Regions from separate parts of the Homo sapiens genome. Here region 2 is linked to region 1. Evidence: read pairs that join two places in POLR2A ChIA-PET (ENCODE). Cell type or tissue: IMR-90. All regions are shown on one strand. Each heading gives the region's core, and the rest is flanking DNA. Links, peaks and the distances in the headings are about the cores only.

Region 1 (10,233 bases), core at 1,414-9,413:
TGCATCATGTATTTATCACATGGTACCAAATAACCATCATGAAAGAGTAAGCTGTCCGTGTTCCACACAGGGAAGACGGCATTGGAAAACCCTTGACTCCCACCACCTGAGGACCAGGGTTTTTTTGTTGTTGTTGTCGTCAGGCACAGTGGGCAGAGAAATGACAACAACTCTGGCGGACTCTAGCAAGTGAATTCTTTTTTGGGAGACAGGGTCTCACTCTGACGCTTAGGCTGGAGTGCAGTGGCACAGTCATGGCTCACTGCAGCCTCGGCCTCCCAGGCTCAGGTGATTCTCCCATCTCAGCCTCCTGGGTAGCTGGTACTACAGGCATGCGCCACCACAAAAAAATTTAAATTTTTAAATTTTTTGTAGAGATGGAGTTTTGCCATATTGCCCAGGCCGGTCTTGAACTCCTGAGCTCAGGCAATCTGCCCACCTTGGCCTCCCAAAGTGCTGGGACTAGAGGCATAAGCCACTGTGCCTGGCCGCAAGTGAATTCTGTGAGCTGAGGCGGGATATGAGGATATGGTCTGCTCAACCACAGTTCAGGGTCTCCAGGGTTGGTGAATCACTCGCTTTTTCTCCATCTCTAACCCGAGAGTTAGATCAGGGGCCACATCACCTCCTTTCTCTGGTCCTTCTTGCTAACACATCTCCTCAGGACATCTGTTCACCCAAGTTGACTGAGCTGCCATTTTCACCCCAGTGTCTCTTGTGGCCTCATCTGGCTTTAGCTGAATAGCAGAACATAAGCGACTTGGTCAAGGGGTATTTGCAGCCAATGAGAGAGAGGCCAAAGCAGGGATTACTAGCAAGTGGAAAAAGCTCCTCTTACAGGGGAATTTTGATTTCTACTTACTAGCAGCTCTTAGGGTTCCTGAGTATAGACATGATTGATTAATATGGATGTCATTTACCCATTCAGGACTTAGCCTTTATTAGCACCAATAATTAAGAGCTGCCTGTGACAACACTGCCACTTAAAAAGCTTTGACTTCCAGAAACACAGCATTCCAACAAGTTACATATAAGGCATTCTTATTTCAGCATATTCTAGCACCCTCTCTAATACGGTGGGTGGCTAAATGACCTATGAATTAATATTTACCTCAAATGTGTTTGTTTTTTTTTAGGTGTCACCCAGGCTGGAGTGCAGTGGCATGATCTCAGCTCACCACAACGTCTGCCTACTGGGTTCAAGCGATTCTCCTGCCTCAGCCTCCTGAGTAGCTGGGACTGCAGGCGCCCAGCACGACACCTGGCTAATTTTTTGTACTTTAGTAGAAATGAGGTTTCACCATGTTGGCCAAGCTGGTCTTGATCTCCTGACTTCAAGTGATCCTCCCACCTCGAATCTCCCTAAATGCTGGGATTACAGGCCTCAGCCATTGTGCCTAGCCTCAAACGTACTTTCAAATTTGCTGTTACCTCAATGTGTCAAGCTCTCAAATTTATGAAACTTTGGAAATAGAAATTTTTTAGTGCCATCTTTTTGCTTACAAAATGCCAAATGTAGGCCGGGCACACTGGCTCACACCTGTAATCCCAGCACTTTGGGAGGCCAAGGCAGGTGGATCACCTGAGGTCAGGAGTTCGAGACCAGCCTGGCCAACATGGTGAAACCCCCTCTCTACTAAAACTACAAAAATCAGCAGGGCGTGGTGGTGGGTGCCTGTAGTCTCAGCTACTCGGGAGGCTAAGGCAGGAGAATCGCTTGAACCTGGGAGGCGGAGGTTGCAGTGAGCCGAGATCATGCCACTGCACTCCAGCCTGGGTGACAGAGTGAGACTCCATCTCCAAAAAAAAAAAAAAAAAAGAAAATGCTAAATGTAGGCCGGGCAAGGTGGCTTACGCCTGTAATCCCAGCACTCTGGGAGGCTGAGGTAGGTGGATTACCCAAGGTCTGGAGTTCGAGACCAGCCTGGCCAACATGGTGAAACCCCGTCTCTACTAAAAATACAAAAAAAAATTAGCCGGGCATGGGCAGGTGCCTGTAATCCCAGCTTCTCAGGAGGCTGAGGCAGGATAATCACTTGAACCTGGGAAGCAAAGGTTGCAGATAAGGCTTGTCTCAAGCTCCTGGCTTTAAGTGATCTGCCCAACTCAGCCTCCCAAAGTGTGGGGATTACAGGTGTGAGCCACCACGCCCAGCCAAAAACTCACTGCTTTTTAAGACTAGAACATCTCTGCCTAAAGTGAAGAAATAACTGGCTAGTCCTATCATTTGACTAAATACCATTACATGTAGATTTACAATGCGTTTATTAGGATAACTGTAGTATTAAAACTTGCCAGAGGGCCGGGTGCGGTGGCTCACACCTGTAATCCCAGCACTTTGGGAGGCTGAGGCGGGCGGATCACAAGGTCAGGAGTTCGAGACCAGCCTGGCCAACATGGTGAAACCCCGTCTTTACTAAAAATACAAAAATTAGCCGGGTGTGGTGGTACGCGCCTGTAGTCCCAGCTACTCAGGAGGCTGAGGCAGGAGAATTGCTTGAACCCAGGAGGCAGAAGTTACAGTGAGCTGAGATCGCGCCATTGCCCTCCAACCTGGGTGACAAAGTGAGACTCCATCTCAAAAAAATAAAATAAAATAAAAATAAATAAATAAATAAATAAAACTTGCCAGAAAAGCCGGCGCAATTGCTCATGCCTGTAATCCCATCACTTTGGGAGGCCGAGGAGGGAGGATCACCTGAGGTCAGGAGTTCGAGACCAGCCTGGCCAACATGGAGAAACCCCGTCTCTACTAAAAATACAAAATCAGCTGGGTGTGGTGGCGCCTGCCTGTAGTCCCACCTACTCAGGAGGCTGAGGCTGGAGAATGCCTTGAACTTGGTAGGTGGAGGTTGCAGTGAGCCGAGATTGTGCCACTGCACTTCAGCCTGGCAACAGAGCGAGACTCCGTCTCAAAAAAAAAAAAAAAAAAAAAAATCTGCCAGAACTACATCAATGTCAAAAGTAAAGTCTCTCCAACTTCATACAAATATGGTTACAGATTTTATTTTATTCTTTTTGAGATGGAATCTTGCTCTGTCGCCCAGACTGTACTGCCATGGTGCCATCTTGGCTCACTGCGTATGGTTACGAATTTCAAATGGCTGCTTTTTTCTTTAGATTTTTGCCAAATGAGATAAAATACCAAGTTGAAAATAAGCAGTATTTATTTGTTCATTCACCCTTCCTTGTATGCACTAGCACACGTGATGAAGCACTGTTAGTCAAACACAAGACTCCAAAAGACCACCATTTGAAGAATGTTCAGTAAAAAGTCATGTGAGTGGCCGGATGCGGTGGCTCACGCCTGCAATCCCAGCACTTTGGGAGGCCGAGGCAGGCAGATCACCTGAGGTCAGGAGTTCAAGACCAGCCTGGCCAACATGATGAAACCCCATCTCTACTAAAAATACAAAAATCAGCCGGGTGTGGTGGCGGGCACCTGTAATCTCAGCTACTTGGGAGACTTAGGTGGGAGAATCTTGAACAGGGGGAAGGTGGAGGTTGCGGTGAGCCAAGATTGTGCCACTGCACTCCAGCCTAGGTGACAGAGCGAGACTCCCTCTCAAAAAAAAAAAAAAAAAAAAAAAAAATCATGTGAGCGGCCAGACGTGGTGGCTCACGCCTGTAATCCCAACACTTTGGGAGGCTGAGGTGGGCAGATCACGAGGTCAGGAGTTCGAGACCAGCCTGGCCAACATGGTGAACCGCCGTCTCTACTAAAAGTACAAAAACAAAGGTCACATGAGCTGTACACGAGGCCTGTAAGTGGGCAGCAATGATTAGCAAGGCACTTGGTGACTCCATCAGTGCTCAGCGAACAGGCTGCATCATGCGCTCAGCTGACATATGACTCTACTTCGCATTTTTTTTTTTTTTTTTGAGATGGAGTTTTGCTCTTGTTGCCCAGACTGGAGTGCAATGATGCGATCTCAGCTCACCGCAACCTCCGCCTCCCAGATTCAAGCGATTCTCCTGCCTCAGCCTCACGAGTAGCTAGGATTATAAGCATGTGCCACCACACCTGGCTAATTTTTTTTTTTTTTTTTGTATTTTTAGTAGAAATGGGGTTTCTCCATGTTGGTCAGGCTTGTTTTGTACTCCCAACCTCAGGTGATCCGCCCACCTCGGCCTCCCAAAGTGCTGGGATTACAGGCGTGAGCCACTGCGCCCTGACTTTTTTTTTTTTTTTTTTTTTTTATGAGATAGAGTCTCACTCCGTCACCCAGGCTGGAGTGCAGTGGCACGATCTCGGCTCACTGCAACTGCTGCCTCCTGGTTCAAGTGATTCTCCTGCCTCAGCCACCCCACTAGCTGGGATTACAGATGTGTGCCACCACGCCTGGCTAATTTTCTTTTCTTTTCTTTTTTTTTGAGATGGAGTTTTGCTCTTGTTGCCCAGGCTGGAGTGCAGTGGTGCAATCTCGGCTCACTGCAACCTCTGCCTCCCGGGTTCAAGGGATTCTCCTGCCTCAGCCTCCCGAGTAGCTGGGATTATAAACATGTGCCACTACACCCAGCTAATTTTGTATTTTTAGTAGAGATGGGGTTTTTCCATGTTGGTCAGGCTGGTCTTGAATTCCCAACCTCAGGTGATCTGCCTGCCTTGGGTCCCAAAGTGCTGGGATTACAGGCGTGAACCACCATGCCCAGCCTTAATTTTTGCATTTTTACTACAGATGGGGTTTCACCATGTTGGGTAGGCTGGTCTCCAACTCCTGACCTCAAGTGATCTGCCCAACTCAGCCTCCCAAAGTGCTAGGATTACAAGCGTGAGCCACACGCCCAGCCACATTTTCTTCTTTTCCTTTTTTTTTTTTTTGAGACAGTCTCGCTCTGTTGCCCAGGCTGGAGTGGTGGCGCGATCTCAGCACACTGCAAGCTCCGCCTCCTGGGTTCATGCCATTCTCCTGCCTCAGCCTCCTAGGTAGCTGGGACTACAGGTGCCCGCCACCATGCCTGGCTAATTTTTCTATTTTTAGTAGAGACGGAGTTTCACTGTTAGCCAGGATGGTCTCGATTTCCTGACCTTGTGATCCGCCCACCTTGGCCTCCCAAAGTGCTAGGATTACAGGCATGAGCCACCGCACCCAGCCTCATTTTCTTCTTAAAAGCAGTTTTAGGCTACTATGTTAAAAGTTCTCCAAATAAAAATTCACTTATTCTTTAGGCTAAGATTTCGGTAAGGGGAAAAAAAAAAAAGCATTAAATCATGCTAATTCCAGATTCCTTATGGCCTTTAACCAGTCCTAGGAAGGAAGTTACACCTAGGAATCCTCTTCGGTGTGGACATTACCTCATCACTACTACTACTGATGGCCAACAAACCTGGTGTGAGCAGCCACCAGTGCAGGGCGTGGTGAGACAAATACCAGGTGGACTCCTCACTTCCAGCTCAGGGGGCACCAGGAGGCAGACAGGCTGCACCTGAAGCCCACGTCTAAAGTTTCCTTTCCATCAAATACATTGAAAAATGTATTTGACCAAAAGAGTTAAGACTCAAGGCTGGGTGTGGTGGCTCACACCTGTAATCCCAGCACTTTGGAAGGCTGAGATGGGCAGATCACCTGAGGTCAGGAGTTTGAGACCAGCCTGGCCAACATGGCAAAACCCCATCTCCACTAAAAATACAAAAATTAGCTGGGTGTGGTGGCACACGCCTGTAGTCCCAGCTACTTAGGAGGCTGAGGCAGGAGAATCGCTTAAACCCGGGAGGCAGAGGCTGCAGTGAGCCAAGATTGTGCCCCTGCACTCCAGCCTTGGTGACAGAGCGAGACCCTGTCCCTGTCTCAAAAAAAAAAAAAAAAAAAAAAAAAAAAAAGAAAGACTTGAGCCTCAAGAAGTATGAAGTCAAAAAACAGAAGTTGATATAACCACAATTAAAGCTGACTGCTACCTTAAGTTACCAGACATAGCTCATAAAACCAGCTGTCTCAAAAACAGTATTATCTTTATTAAAAAATGGATAGATATAGCAGCACTTACAAAACAGTTCATCAAAGGCATTGTACACTGTCAACTGATAATGTGGAGAGGGCAGCCCCCTGCCCAGCTGGCTATGGGCTCTGCACAACGCTTGCCCGCAACCACCTGCTCCACTTGGTACAACGGAGCCCAGAACACCTGCGAGGAGAGCCACGCCACCGTGGCCCTCCACAGCTTCAAGCTTTTGTTGTTGTGGGAGTCCCTTAGGTCAAGTAGCACCTTCCATAGCAGCATCGGGAGCACGCACTGGTGTCTGGAGGTGGCTGGTGTACTTGACCCACTTATTTAAAAAAAACCTATAAGCATTCAATAAAAAACACTTTGCCCTGTTTGATGCCATCCACAGAAATACTTCTGTTGTGGAAGAAACACTCTTCCATTCAGATATCTGTAAAAGCAAACGCACGCCTCCGCTGCAACAGACAGAAGAGAACGTGGAGCAGGCGCGCAACTGTCTTTGGTGGAGAAGGATGGGGTGGTCACGCCATTTCCGGCCCGCTGCTCTGCTTCTTACCGCTCTGTGGCGGGGTGAGGAGCCCACTGGGGAGAGGAGAAGCCCTATTTTGTTCAGACAACATGGCTTTCTTTGCTCGGGCTTTGTCCTGTTGGTAAGAATAAAAGGGACAACACATTAGAGTAGAACATATCCTTGGGCTTCAATTACCATAGGCTTTTTCTTTTTTAATTTTTAAATTTTTTTTTTTTCTCAAGATGGAGACTTGCTTTCTCATCCAGACTGTAGTACAGTGGTGGGATCTCGGCTTACTGCAACTTCCACTTCCAGGGTTCAACCGATTCTCCCGCCTCAGCCTCCCAAGTAGAGTAGCTGAGATTATAGGCACCCGCCACCATGTCCAGCTAATTTTTGTATTTTTCATAGAGACAGGGTTTCGCCATTTTGGCCTGGCTAGTCTTGAACTCCTGATATCAGGCGATCTGCCCGCCTCCGCCTCCCAAAGTGCTGGGACTACAGACATGTGCCACCATGCCTGGCTAGTTTTTAAATTTTTTAGGGACAGGGTCTCCCTATGTTGTCCAGGCTAGTCTCAAACTTCTGAGCTTAAGCAGTCCTTCTGCCTTGGCCTCCAAAAGCCACTGTGTCTGGCCACTATGTCTTTTTCTACGGAGGTGAGTGAAAGAAAAAAAAATATCAAAGAGCACTTTAAAACTCTATAGTCTATATGATAGTGAGATACAGCATCAATTTGCCAGGATTTTTCTTTTTCAATTAATTAAAATTGGAGTTTTTCAAGGATATTTGGGGCCTGCCTGAAGAAAAGTGAACAGGTTATTTAGGCAGTTTTTTTTTTTTTGAGACATAGTTTCGCTCTGTTGCCCAGGCTGGAGTGCAGTGGCGTGATCTCAACGCACTGCAACCTCCGCCTCCCGGGTTCAGATGATTCTCCTGCCTTAGCCTCTCGAGTAGCTGGGACTACAGGTGCCCACCACCATAGCCGGCTAATTTTTTTATTTTTAGTAGAGACAAGGTTTCACCATGTTGGCCAGGCTGGTCTTGAACTCCTGGCCTCAAGTGATCGGCCCACCTCGGCCTCCCAAAGTGCTGGGTTTACAGGCCTGAACCACCGCGGCTGGCCTATTTAGGCAGTTTTAAGAATTTGGCCAAGAAGGACTGAAAGAAGGAGCAGCACTGACCAGCAAATCCAAGCTGTCTCTGTGGGTCTGTATGTTGTGTGCATCTTCATCAGCGACGCCCCTGAAGTGCTTCAGTTTTGAGCTCCCCGTCTCCCTTATAACCATGGCAAATGGAACCATCCACTTGACACAGTTCTCTATGTCGCACCACTGATACCCTGCAGTGAAGACATCGTGGGCTTAATCTGAGGCTGACAACTGGATGTAAGCTTAGTACACCTTGTTTGTGCATGCACTGGAAAGCCAACTTACCTGAAACCTTTTGCATCAATTCAGATGACGAGAAATGATACAAGGCCGAAGCAGCAAGTATACCATAAGGAAATTCAAGGCAGTCAACATCCAGGACACAGAGATCCAACAGCTACGGAGAAGAAAAGAACGCTGAGATGGATGCCACCACACGCCTATTCTAGAGTTCCTCACTCCAGCTGCAGGGAAGGTGGCCCCACGGACGTGATGGAGCCACTTACCTCTGCAATCTGTATAAAGATTTGCTGGGGATACTGCGGCAGTAGCACTTCATGTAAGTCATTTAGATATGCAACCTGCATGTATACATTCAGCCAGGACACAATAGTCAGGGGACTTAAACGCCACTTAAGGGCCTAAAGGAAAACAGAGAGAAAAGAGACCGATGATTGAGAAAAGAAGTTCAAAATGCAGCCATGTTCCATGCCACAATGTGTCCAGCTGGAGAACACCTCCCAGAGGCACTCACACTTCAGGTGGAAAAGATCTGCCGTACGCATTTAAAAAATGGCCGGAAAATTCACTGGAACCCACCTTCATAATCATTAATTCCATGGTGAGAATTTCATCTCCTGAACAAGCTCCATCTGTCACATACGCAAACTGGTGCAACTTTGGAGGATAGATTTCCTGAAAGGAAATAAAAGATGGCACTAGCACCAAAGCCAATCTCTAACAGTCTCAATTTATAATGCATCCAAAATGACTTCTCAGTACCCTGGCATGGAAAGAGAGAGGGCGCACTGATGGAATTAACACAGAAGCCACACCAATGGTTGTAAAAAAAAAAAAAAAAAAAAAAAAGAACACAACTCCCACCCACCATTAAATAAATGGATGGAACTTTGACTCATTGTGGGTACTCTTGAAATATCCCCTTTTCAGTACCTTTAACACATTTGAAAGTTGGGCCCATATACCCTTTGATAATCATACACAAATTTTTAATCTTTTCTTTTTTCTTTTAGACAGAATTTCCCTCTGTTGCCCAGGCTGGAGTGCAGTGGTAGGATCTCGACTCACTGCAACCTCGGCCACCTGGGCTCCAGCAATTCTCTTGCCTCAGCCTCCCGAATAGCTGGGATTACAGGCACGTGCCACCACGCCTGGCTAATTTTTTGTATTTTTAGTACAAATGGTATTTCACCATGTCTCAAACTACTGGCCTCAAGTGACCCAGCTGCCTTGGCCTCCCAAAGTGCTGGGATTATAGGCTTGAGCCACCAACCCGGGCCCAAAATTATTATCTTAGTTCAAAGTTCATTTTTTTTTTTGGCTCAATGTAACTACATGAACCTAGGTCTTCCATACCCTCACTACTTTTCTCTTCCTGGTCACTTTCCAGCCTTTTTTTCTTTTTGGCATGTGTCTTAACTTTACAGGGTAGCAAATCAGAAAAATTTAGGATGAGTGCTATAGGCTAAGCGCCAACCTCTTCCCCCAATCTCAGTGGAGCTCGAGAAATAACACACATTATAGAACAAATATTTGAAAATTATTTACCTCAAGTTTGGCTGCAATAAATAAAGATGAAATCCCAATAAGCTGTAAAAGAGTTTTTACAACATTTTCTTGTGTCGCCATATACCGGTCAAAGAAATCTTGTGCCAAGTAAAAGGTCTCCCTGTGAAGTTTATAGACTTCACACACCTGAAAACATATTTAGTAAGTTTTAGCACAAGTAAGTTTTACTTGAGGGAGGGGAAAAAAAAAAAACTTGTAATGACTTTGGTGAAGGAAAATATAAAATGCAAAGTTCCTGAACTCAACAATTGATAGTTTTTTGTTTTTTTGTTTTTTTTTTGAGGTGCCTTATTCTGTCACCCAGTCTGGAAAGTAGTGTTGTGATCTTGGTTCACTGCAACCTCCAACTTCCAGGCTCAAGCGATTCTCTTGCTTCAGCCTCCCGAGTAGCTGGAATTACCAGCACCCGCCACCATGCCCAGCTAATTTTTGTATTTTTAGTAGAAATGGTATTTCACCACGTTGGCCAGGCTGGTTTTGAACTCCCGGCCTCAAGTGATCCACCTGCTTCGGCCTCCCAAAGTGCTGGGATTATAGGGATGAGCCACTGTGCCCAGCCTAACAACTGATAGGTTTTAAATGAGGGGCCCTTCTGGCCTGTCCCACCCTCACCTGCCTAGGATGTGAATCATCCCCTTGCCCGCACATCCCCGTGGAGTAGGCCACCTGCCTGTTAGTCACTCACTAGCACACAGGTCATCAGATGGACTGTCACAGCACAGCAGTGCTGGTGTTCAAGCAAGCAGCCCTTATTTGACTGAATAATGGCCCCACAGGGCAAGAGTAGTGATGCTGGCTATTTGGAAATGCCAAAGAGAA
Region 2 (10,233 bases), core at 1,015-9,014, 160 kb after region 1:
CTCCTACTCCGGACACAGCATTTTGGATAAATGAGAGATGCGTGGGGCCCCAAGATGGTAGCCCTGGAAAGTAGGAGCTGGGCAGCGGTGGGGGATGGGGTGGGGGCTGTAACTGCTCTGCCTCGGGTTACAGGTGGAGAACCTGCTCAGGGACGTGCAGGGCCAGGGTCACCAAGGGAATCAGAGTTCTGGGGGCAGCTCAGCCCTTTGGACTTTCCCTTGACTTCCAGATCGGGGCTCCTCCTTCCCTGCAGGGACCTGGGCCGCACGCAGACCCACCCTGCTTCCATGCCTGCCTGATTTCATTTTCCAAATATTTATGAGTCCCACTGTGTGCCAGACACTGTGCGAGGTTACAGCCGGGAGCTGGAGACCAGGCCCTTCAGGAATGCACACTTCTTGCCAGTGAGACTAGAAGTACATTCACAGGGTCTTTTCTGAGAGCCAGTGCTAAACACTGTGAAGAAAAAGACTGGTGCGCCCAGCAGGGCAGGGCCTGGGAGGACGGTGGAGGTCGAGGAAGGAAGGCCTTGGGAGGAAGTGAACTCACTCCAGCCTGAAGTCAGCTGTGCAAAGATCTAGGGGCAGAGCTCCGGTCCTGGGGAGCAGCTCAAGGTGGAATGGGTGAAGTCAGGCTGCGGAGGAAGGAGCGATGGGGCAAGGAGGACAGATGAGGTTGCAGTGCCGGCAGGAGACATCCTGCAGGCTCCCAGGCCAGCGTGAGGATGTGAGGTTTTCTCCATGTGCATTGAGACTGCAGCATCAGGCGCCAAGCCTCCTCTCCCTCCAGAGGGGCCGCCCCTGGGCTCTGTCCAGCCCTGTGATTCCTGGAAGGCCCTCCTCCGGGAAGAGACCGGTAATGAAAAACAAAGCAAAACAAAACTGGAAGTGCCGCCGACTGAGCACTTAGAGCTCACCAGGCACAAAGTTAAGCATATTACGTTCATTATTTCACTTAATCCTCACAAAAGCCCCCTTGGGGAAGGTACTTCCACCACATCAAAGTCACTGCCCAAGGTCCCTGCTGAGTGATCAGGAAGCTCGGCTCCAAAATAACCATGAGCTGTGGAAAGCTGCACTCAACCAGAGACCAAATCAGAACTCCAGAAGTCAGAGTCCAGCGGGTGTTGCCTGCGCTCCAAATGCCTGATGCCCACCCCATCCCGAGCAGGTCCGTCAGCTTGGCTGGGCTGTCCCACCCTCCAGGCCACACTGGCCAATCCCCCTTCCTTCCTCGGGGTGGGCTGGGTTGGGCAGGTCCCCTAGTTCACCCAGGGCTGCCTGGCCTGTGTTTTGGCAGCCCGGAGGGCTGACGTGTGCAGGGACGCAGGCCGAAGTCAGAGAGTCATCTCAGCTCACAACAGACTCCAGTGGGAACGACGCTGTGCAGAGGGACGATCCCAGCGCATTAGGGGACTACCTCCCCACCTCCTTGGCCTCTGACCCTCTCTGGCCAGGAGATACCAGAGGTGTTCAAATTCCAAAGGAGTGCTCCCCTTGGGCTGCAGAGATCAAGTTTCAGCGTGGCTCGGAACCTCTCTGCTTTCCCACCTGCAAAGAGGCTGACCACACCTCTGCCCTACACGGCCCGCCAGGTGTTGGGGAAACGAGAAAGGAGGGAGATTCCAGGCCGCCTCTCTCTGCGGGCCTGCTCAATAGTTTCCTCTCTGAGATGGGAGCAGTGCCCGACCCTGTTTCCCTTGGCAGCTCCCACCAAGAATCACAAACTCAACTGCTCCAGAGGAACTGGGACCCCAGCGCCCCCCGCCGCGCCCCTGCCCAGGGGGACAGTGGTCCCATCCAGGCCTCCAGACTGCAGACTGGGGCTGAGAAGAGAGGTCCCGGCGGCCACACGAGGCCAGGATCCCGGAAACACCACCAGCGACCGGGTGCGCTGAGACCCCTGCAGTCCCGGGTGGCCCGCGACCCCCTTACCTCCACCAGCTTACATCTGCGCGTTTCCCCGGGGATTCCGCCTCGGACGCTCTGACCCCTGACCGCTCTCCCCAGGCTCCCTGCAGGTTCACCCCGCAAGCCGCCCAGGAGCGCCCTTCCCAGGCCTCTTCTTGGGCTGGAGTCAGCGGCACTGCGCCCCGCCGGCCCAGGAGCCGCCAAGACCGCGCGGCGGGAGAGAGCTCGCTTGTCCGGGGGTGGTGATGGGAGACTCGCCTCATGCGCCTGCCCCGCGACCCGCAGCCCGGCCGGGGGACGGTGGGGGGACTCACCTTCTGCGCCGGCCCCGCGCCCAGCCCTCGAGTCCACACCGCAGTAGCCCGGGTCCCCGCCCGCTCCGCCCGGGTCCCGGCCAGCTCCGCCGGACACGCCCCCGCGGTGGCTCGGCCAATCGGAGCCCGGGAAGCGGGAGGGGCGGGGCTTGGGCGCGGCGCTCGGAGGGCGCCCGAGCTTGTGCGCGCTGCAGGTCCGGGGCTGGGCGGGACTGTCGCCCGTGTTTGACCCCCTGGCCCCGCCCGGCTTCCCTTTCCGCTCGCCGCTGCCCCACGCGGAGCGCGACTGCCGTCACCCGGTGGGACTGCGACCCTGGCCTTGGGCAGGGGTGGGGTGGGGGCGCCCGCGACTGCGAGACCTGCGGGACTTGGCGGGGAAAGGGGCAGTGGGAGGCTTGTGCCTTCTGGTGCCTCCGGCGGGCCTCACAGCACAGTCACCCTCAGCGGTCAATAATCGTAATATGAAAATGCAGCAGCACTTTATAACCTTTTTTTTTTTTTGAGACGGTGTCTCCCTCTGTCGCCCAGGCTGGAGTGCAATGGCGCGGTCACGGCTCACTGCAGCCTGCACAGAAATCATCCTGACCCCAGGAGAATTAGCCCACCAGGACCGGCTAGTTTTTGTATTTTTGTACAGACGGAGGTCTCACTATGTTGCCCAGGCTGGTCTCGAACCCCTTAGCTCAAGCCATCCTCTCGCCTTGACCTCCTAAAGTGCTGGGATTTCAGTAGTGAGCCACCGCACCTGGCCTATTTTAAGCTTTTTATAGTGGAAAATTTCAAACTGAAGGAAAGAGAATAGTCCAGGGGACCCTGGTGCCCGTCACCCAGGTCCAACACTAGCAGCAAGTTATGTCACCCCTGACTCAACCGCACCTGAGCCTCCTGTGCGGCTCAGAAGGAAATTCCCAGGCCTCAGTGCCCGGAGGCCTTCCTGGCCCTCCCTGGCCTCCTCCCCACAGGTCCTCTCAAATGGGCTTCTTCCTGTTCCTTAAAGCCTCAGGCCTTTGCTTCTACCTCCATCAGACCTCAAACTGTCACCTCCTCAGGGAGGCTGCCCTGGCCACCCAAAGCGGTTCCCTGTCTCCACCCCATCTCCCTCCACAGTCACCCGTGTTTGTAATTTTGCAAAGCATCTCCCAACCCAGAGTCCTCTCCTGAGGCCGCTCGTGGGATTCAGGGCTGCCTACCAGGCTGTGGCTTCTGTGGAATGCTCATAAACAAGTCATGCTGGTGGCTTGCCTCCCACCCAGGCTGTGAGCCCCACGGGCTAGACAGTAATTTCTTCTCGTGTTCAGACAGGACTTTCTTCTGGTTCACCCCTGCATACCGAGTGCTGAGAACGGGCAGCGCATAGGAGGAACGCAGTCCCTACCTGTCACATAGATGCAGGTTGTCTTGCCAAATAGAACTCCACCTGGGCACCCTGAGAGGGGTGGCTCAGGCCGGGGCAGGCCTGCTGGGCCAGGACCAGGTGAGAGGGGAGCAGCGGGGGGAGGGCTGATGGGCTGTAGGGCTGTGGGGCTGGAGCTAGAAGAGGTGCCTGCTCTCTTGGCAGGGGGCTATGGGCGAGGCTGTGAGGTGGGCCCAGTGCTGGAGACGGTCCTCTCCCAGCTGAGAAGGGAAGGGAAAGGGGGTGACGGAGGGGGAGGGAGAGGGGACAGGCAAGTGAGAGGGCCACCAGCTGTGGCCTTGGGGAGCCCCCTCCCCACTACCACTTCATGGCGCCCACCCACTACCGTTGCCCTCATCAGCAAGGACAGCTTTTATGAGCATTCAACAGAAGTCACCGCCTGGTAAGTAACCCTGAACCCCACAAGACCCGAATAATGTCTGTTTGCTTTCAAAGTGTTTAAACATTTTTAAAATGCATTGCTGTGAACATTTCATATGGGGAGAGTTCACATAAAAATCAGGATCTTCAGCTTCTCTTAAATCAGAAGATTTGAGAATGCGGGTCCTCTTTAGAGGGGCCTTGTGTTCTCCCCTCCACTATGGTCCCCACACTCCCTCTGGTTTCCCCCTTGGGGCACTTTACCCCCTTTTGCACCTCCAGATGAATATACGTTTGGGTTTACAAGTCCTGAAGGGGCAGCCAGGCCTCTATACCACAGAGAGCAGAAAACACAAGGTCTGAGATCCCACAGGCAGAGTAATAACCAGGAGGGTCAGTGGGGCCATTGGGATGCTGGGAAACACCATCTCCTGTGTACACACTGCTTGTCACCAGCGGGTGGAGGGGGACTTCAAGCTGAGCCTTCAAGGCTGCGATCCATGACTGCTCAGTGCCAGCTCCGCCACCTCCCTGGCAAGGAGCTGCTTCTCATGGAGGGTAGGCCCTGGCTGGGGTGGAGGTGGCTGTGAGACTTGGAAGGGAGCCAGTCCCCTGGGAAGGCAGGGCTGTCTCTTTATAACAGTGTCCTGGCATCTAACACCTTGTCCGTACAGAGGAGGCCTCGGGAGAAGGAAGCCTTTTCATGACTGGGAAACTAGAGGGAGGATGTTCCTCCTAGCCTTGTCCTGCTGGTGGTCCAGGGCCCACTTGGACCTCAGTCTCCTCTTCTGTCCTTCCTTCCAACTATGGATCTGAATGGCGCTCCAAGAAACGCCCTGGAGGCAGCACGCACTGGTCTCCCAGCTGTCCATCCACTTCCCAGCGGGGCTGGCTGTGCGTGGGGACAGCTGGGTGGAGGGTGGAGGGCCTCGCTCCTCCAAATAAGAGAGGAAAAACTCGTGACTCAGGGGCAGGCAGAAGTTGAGTCAGCCAAGCCACATAGCTGTGGAAAGAATGAGGTTTCTCCGAGGCGTTTGCTACTTCTCAGGAAAGAAGCCCTTTTGGAGGAAAAGCTGGCTTCCAGACTGCGGGAACCCGGGTTTCAGAAAAGCAGTGGGGCTCGGCATTTTCAGGTTAGGGATTCTGGCAACCACCTCTGTGCTCAATGCCAGGAATTTTTTTTGGATCGTTTATTAAGTTCTGTCTACAGGCCAAGCACTGTGTGCTAAACATTTTATGTTATCTTATCTCTTCCCACACTAAAGCTGTCATTCCCAGCTTTCAGTATAAGAAACTGAAATAGGCACTGAAGTATTTAAGGATGAACACAAACATTCCAGCAAGAGAGAGAGAAAACAAAGGAGGCAGAATATTAGCAATTGGTAAATTGGGGTCAGGAGTCTCCAATCTTTTTCTGTAAAGGGCCAAATGTTAAGTACTTTGGGCTTTGAGAGCCAGGATCTCTACGGCAACTATTGAACTTCACTGTTGCAAAGCAAAAGCAGCCACAAACAATACTTAAACAAGAGAGTTAACGTCATGGACACTGATATTTGAATTTCATGTAATTTTCGTGTGTTATGAAAAATTCTTTAAAAATTTTTTTCCAACCATTTGAAAAAATTAAAAACCATTCTTAGCTCATACAAAACCAGGATGTGGGCTGAAGTTTACCAGTCCCTGATCTCTGGCTATTCGTTGAACTTTTCTTATAACTATTCTATTGATTTGAAAGTTTCCAAAACAAAAAATTGGGAAAACAAATTAAAGAAAAACAAAGGAAACAGAGGTCCTACTGTTTAGCTTGGGTAGATCCTCAAACTGACCCTAAATTTGTCTGATTCCCAAACTACTACATGCTGTGTTCTTTTTAAAACATTATTTTTATTTTATTTCAATTTATTTATTTATTAGAGATGAGGTCTTGCTCTGTCACTCAGGCTGGAGTGCAGTGGCACAATCATGGCTCACTGCAGCTTCTACCTCCTGGGCTCAAGCGATCCTCTTGCCTCAGCCTCCTGAGTAACTGGGACTATGCGCCCATGCAACTTCGCCCAGCTAACTTTTTAAATTTTGGGTAGAGATGTAGGGGAGGCGGGGGGGGTCTCTCTATGTTGCTCAGGCTGGTCTTGAACACCTGACCTTGTGATCCTCCCAGCTTTACCTCCTAAAGTGCTGGAACTAAAGGCACAACCCATCACACCTAGCTAATTTAAAAAATCTTTTGTAGAGACCAGGTCTCATTATGTTGGCCAGGCTGGTCTCGAACACCTGGGTTCAAGTGATCCTCCTGTCTCAGTCTCCCAAAGTGCTGGGACTACAGGTGTGAGCCACCGCACTTGGCCTAAATGCTGCTTTCTTTATAGATACCGTAACATACTAAAGACACTGAGTCTCAAAGCCATAAAATGTGGGGCATTTTGAAAAGATTTTTACTGAAATGGTTAAGAAGATTAGTTTTAAAGGAGGAAACCCAGAGATGTTTGGCAAACTGTGACTTCAAAAGAGAATCTTGAGGGCGGGCTTGCTGCAGGGGCCTTGGATTTGAAGCTGAGATAATCTCGACTCTACGGAACCATGAGATGACACTGACGCCCCCGCACCCACTTGCCCTGCCCGTCTGCCTGTTTATTCTTTTCTCTCTCTCTCTGTGTGTGTGTATGTGCGTGTGTGTGTGTGTGTGTGTGTATGCCCTGCATTTATCATTCCAGCTGTCTGCACATCCACTTCATGTTCACGGGCATTATTGTTTTTGTTTCCCAGCATGGATTTTCCCCTTGAGGCTCCAACCAGGCCAAAGGGGGAAAGGAGAAATAAAAGAAAACAGAAGCAGGCAGGGCGTGGTGGCTCACACCTGGAATCCCAGCACTATGGGAGGTTGAGGCGGGTGGATCACTTCAGCCCAGGGGTTCGAGACCAGCTTGGGCAACATAGTGAAACCCCATCTCTACAAAAATATCAAAAATTAGCTGGGCATGGTGGTGCGTGTTTGTAGTCCCAGCTACTCAGGAGGCTGAGGAGGGAGGATCGCTTGAGCCTGGGAGTTTGAGGCTACAGTGAGCCAAGATCACACCACTGCATTCCAGCCTGGGCAACAGAGCAAGACCTTGTCTCTAAAAATAAATAAATAAAACAGAAGCAATGCTTTTTGAAAAATGCCTTCGAGATGTGAAATAAATGTTGCAGGCCAATATAACCTGAGAGTATTAGACCCACCTAATGTCAATGGAGTACATCCAAGAGGCTTTTGACAGCACTGGTTTGACAAAGTTCTGTCTGGGTCATTCATTCATTCATTCAGCAATTACTGGATCCCTCTTTGTGCCACTACCCAGGCAGTGGATCCAGGGATGAATGTGGCACTGCCTCTACCCTTGGGGAGCTCACAGTCCATTGGGGCAAACCCATGAACACGTCATATTTATCCATGAGGAGAGAAGGCTGCCCACCCCGAGTAGAGGGCAGGGGTCTGTGCAGGAGAAGCTGTCTTGGTTGGATGACACATCTTGGAGAACCATTTGGCATTTCAGTGTCAGCCTTTGGGGTCTGGCTGGCAAATACCTCCTCACTTGCTGCATTTAAGGCAAGAACAGAAATTCCAGGGGCCAGGAACAAGCAAGCCAGAGAGAGAAAAAGTCCAGCACATGGCGTGAGAGAGGGCCAGGGAGGCTCTCTGGTTGTGGAATGGGGCTGGGAAAGGCTTCAAAGAACAGGGATGGGTGATATTCCATGTTACTTTTTATTCTTTTTAAAATTTATTTTATTGAGACAGGGACTCGCTTGGTTGCTCAGGCTGGCTTACAGTGGTGCAATCATAGCTCACTGCAGTCTTGAACTTCTGGGCTCAAGTAATCCTCCTGCCTCAGCCTCTTGAGTAGTTGGGACTTCAGGTGCACGCCACTACTCCCAGCTAATTTTTAAATTTTTTATTGAGATACAGGTCTTGCTATGTTGCCTAGGCTGGTCTCAAACTCCTGGTCTCAAGTGATCCTCCTGCCTTGGCCTCCCAAAGTGCTGGGATTACAGACATGAGCCACTGCACCCGGACAGGTGATATTCCATTTTTAATTACTTACTGAACTGCCCAGGGAATGCCCTACATTTTGGCCATTACCACCCAAGCCTTCATAAATCCATTTTCTTGCTGGTGAGAGCATAAATTTTTACAACCAACCTTCATGGGGGGCAATGTGGCAACATCGATCAAATTTTAAAATGTACAGACTTGGCCGGACACAGTGGCTCACACCTGTAATTCCAGCACTTCAGAAGGCTGAGGCAGGCGGGTCACCTGAGGTCAGGAGTTCGAGACCAGCCTGGCCAACATGCGAAATCCCGTCTACTAAAAATACAAAAATTAGCTGGGCAAGAGCCGGGTGCGGTGGCTCATGCCTGTAATCCCAGCACTTTGGGAGACCGAGGCGGGCAGATCATGAGGTCAAGAGTTCGAGACCAGCCTGGCCAACATGGTGAAACCCTGTCTCTACTAAGAATACAAAAATTAGCCAGGCGTGATGGTGCATGCCTGTAATCCCAGTTGCTTGGGAGGCTAAGGCAGGGGAATTGCTTGACCCCAGGAGGCGGAGGTTGCAGTGAGCTGAGATCGCACCACTGCACTCCAGCCTGGGCAACAGAGCAAGACTACGTCTTAAAAAGAAAAAAAAATTAGGTGGGCATGGTGGCGGGTGCCTGTAGTCCCAGCTACTTGGGAGGCCGAGGCAGAAGAATTGCTTGAACTCAGGAGATGGAGGTTGCGGTGAGCCAAGATCATGCCACTGCACTCCACCCTGGGTGACAGAGTAAGACTCTGTCAAAAAGAAAAAAAAAAAGCACAGGCTCTTTTTTCTCCAGCTGGTCCACTTCCAGAATTTATCCTTAAATACTCCTGTCCTTGTGCAAAAGGATATAAACACTCATTCATTTATTGTGGCATTGCTTACAGTAGGGAAATGCAGGGAGCAGCCCTAATATCCACTGACAGGGGCCGGCCAAAGAAATTACGAGTCATTCATACAATGGAATGGCTTCCCACAGTTTCAGGAAATAAGGCAGGTCTTCATGTCCTGAAATGCAAGGATTTCTAGGATATACTGAGTAAAAAAAAGTAAGGTATACAAGTGGACGCATAGTGTGAGTGTGTGAGAGTGTGTGTGTGTGTGTGTGTGTGTATTGCTGGCAGAATTCACAATAAACTGGTCATGGGTTTGCCTCTGGAAGGGAAAATGGGTGGGAGGGAGATTCCCATTTACTGTATACACTTGTGGTATTTTTGTTTGTTTTGTTGCTGTTGTTTTGTTATGTGTGTGTGTGTGTGTGTGTGTGTGTGTGTGGTTTTGTTTTTGTTTTTGTTTTTGTTTTTTGAGACTGAGTCTTGCTCTGTTGCCTTGGTTGGAGTGCAGTGGCACGATCATGGCTCACTGCAACCTCTACCTCCTGGGCCCAAGCAATCCTCCCACCTCAGCCCCCCAAGTAGCTGGGATTACAGGTGCACACCACCACACCTGGCTAATTTTTCTATTTTAGTAGATTCAGAGTTTCACCATGTTGTCCAGGCTGGTCTGGAACTCTTGGGCTCAAGCTATCTGCCCGCCTCGGCCTCCCAAAGTGCTGGGATTGCATGTGTGAGCCACCATGCCTGGCACCCTTGTGGTATTCACGCCCTGGTATAGTTCTCTTCCACAGGGAATAGGATTTACCTCTGTAACCAACAGGATACTGTGGAAATGACAGAGCGTGGCTTCCAGGTCTAGGTCATAAAGAACATTGTGGCCTCTGCCTTGCTTCCTAGGATCACTCACTCCAGGGGAAGCTGGCTGCTGAGTCATGAAGAGGTCCATGCAGCCCTCCGGAGAAGCCCATGGGAGACACTGAGGCCTCCAGCCAACAGCGACCAACCCCTTGCTAGGGGTGAGGAAGACTCTTGGAAGACTGTTCAGCCCCAGAAAGCCTTGAGGTGATCATGGCTTAGACCAGCATCTTAGCTGCAACCTCATGGGAGACCTAGAGGCAGAGCCATCCAGCTGGGCCATTCCCTGGCTCCTGCCCTGCAGAAGCCCTGTGATACCGTATAAGTATGTATTGTTTCAAGCCACCAACTAGTTTTTTTTTCTTTTTAAAGACAGGGTATTGCTCTGTCACCCAGGATGGACTGTAGTGGTGCAATCATGGCTCATGTGCAGCCTCAAACTCTTGGGCTCAAGTGATCCTCCCACCTCAGCCTCCTGAGTAGCTGGG

The links. Peaks named below come from ENCODE experiments on the same cell type or tissue, not always from the same donor. Only the 100,000 strongest peaks of a DNase experiment are listed, where the experiment ranks them.
Region 2: POLR2A ChIA-PET joins it to region 1 with 11 read pairs; 7 of 35 experiments call an interaction of 5 or more read pairs at or near these places.

What each region holds. Positions count from the first base shown.
Region 1 is chr19:29,820,009-29,830,241 of GRCh38, reverse strand. It overlaps CCNE1 (cyclin E1), which reads right to left. Exons shown (of 12, transcript NM_001238.4): 7 at 9,394-9,540; 8 at 8,425-8,520; 9 at 8,112-8,246; 10 at 7,891-8,002; 11 at 7,639-7,796; 12 at 5,930-6,587. The coding sequence ends at 6,465. Among named protein-coding and RNA genes, the nearest start is that of CCNE1, 13 kb to the right of the region's middle. In IMR-90, for the core only: no CTCF peak of the experiment used is centred there; no DNase peak of the experiment used is centred there.
Region 2 is chr19:29,657,498-29,667,730 of GRCh38, reverse strand. It overlaps PLEKHF1 (pleckstrin homology and FYVE domain containing 1), which reads right to left and starts at 2,270. Exons shown (of 2, transcript NM_024310.5): 1 at 2,226-2,270. LOC105372353 (a long non-coding RNA gene) reads left to right here and starts at 2,476. Exons shown (of 7, transcript XR_935896.3): 1 at 2,476-2,524; 2 at 3,524-3,699; 3 at 9,788-10,070. RefSeq lists enhancers at 1,163-1,212, 1,833-1,952, 1,404-1,957, 1,958-2,511 and a silencer at 2,033-2,702. In IMR-90, for the core only: no CTCF peak of the experiment used is centred there; DNase peaks (open chromatin) are centred at 1,290, 2,350 and 4,970; H3K4me3 peaks cover 2,108 bases; H3K27ac peaks cover 3,882 bases.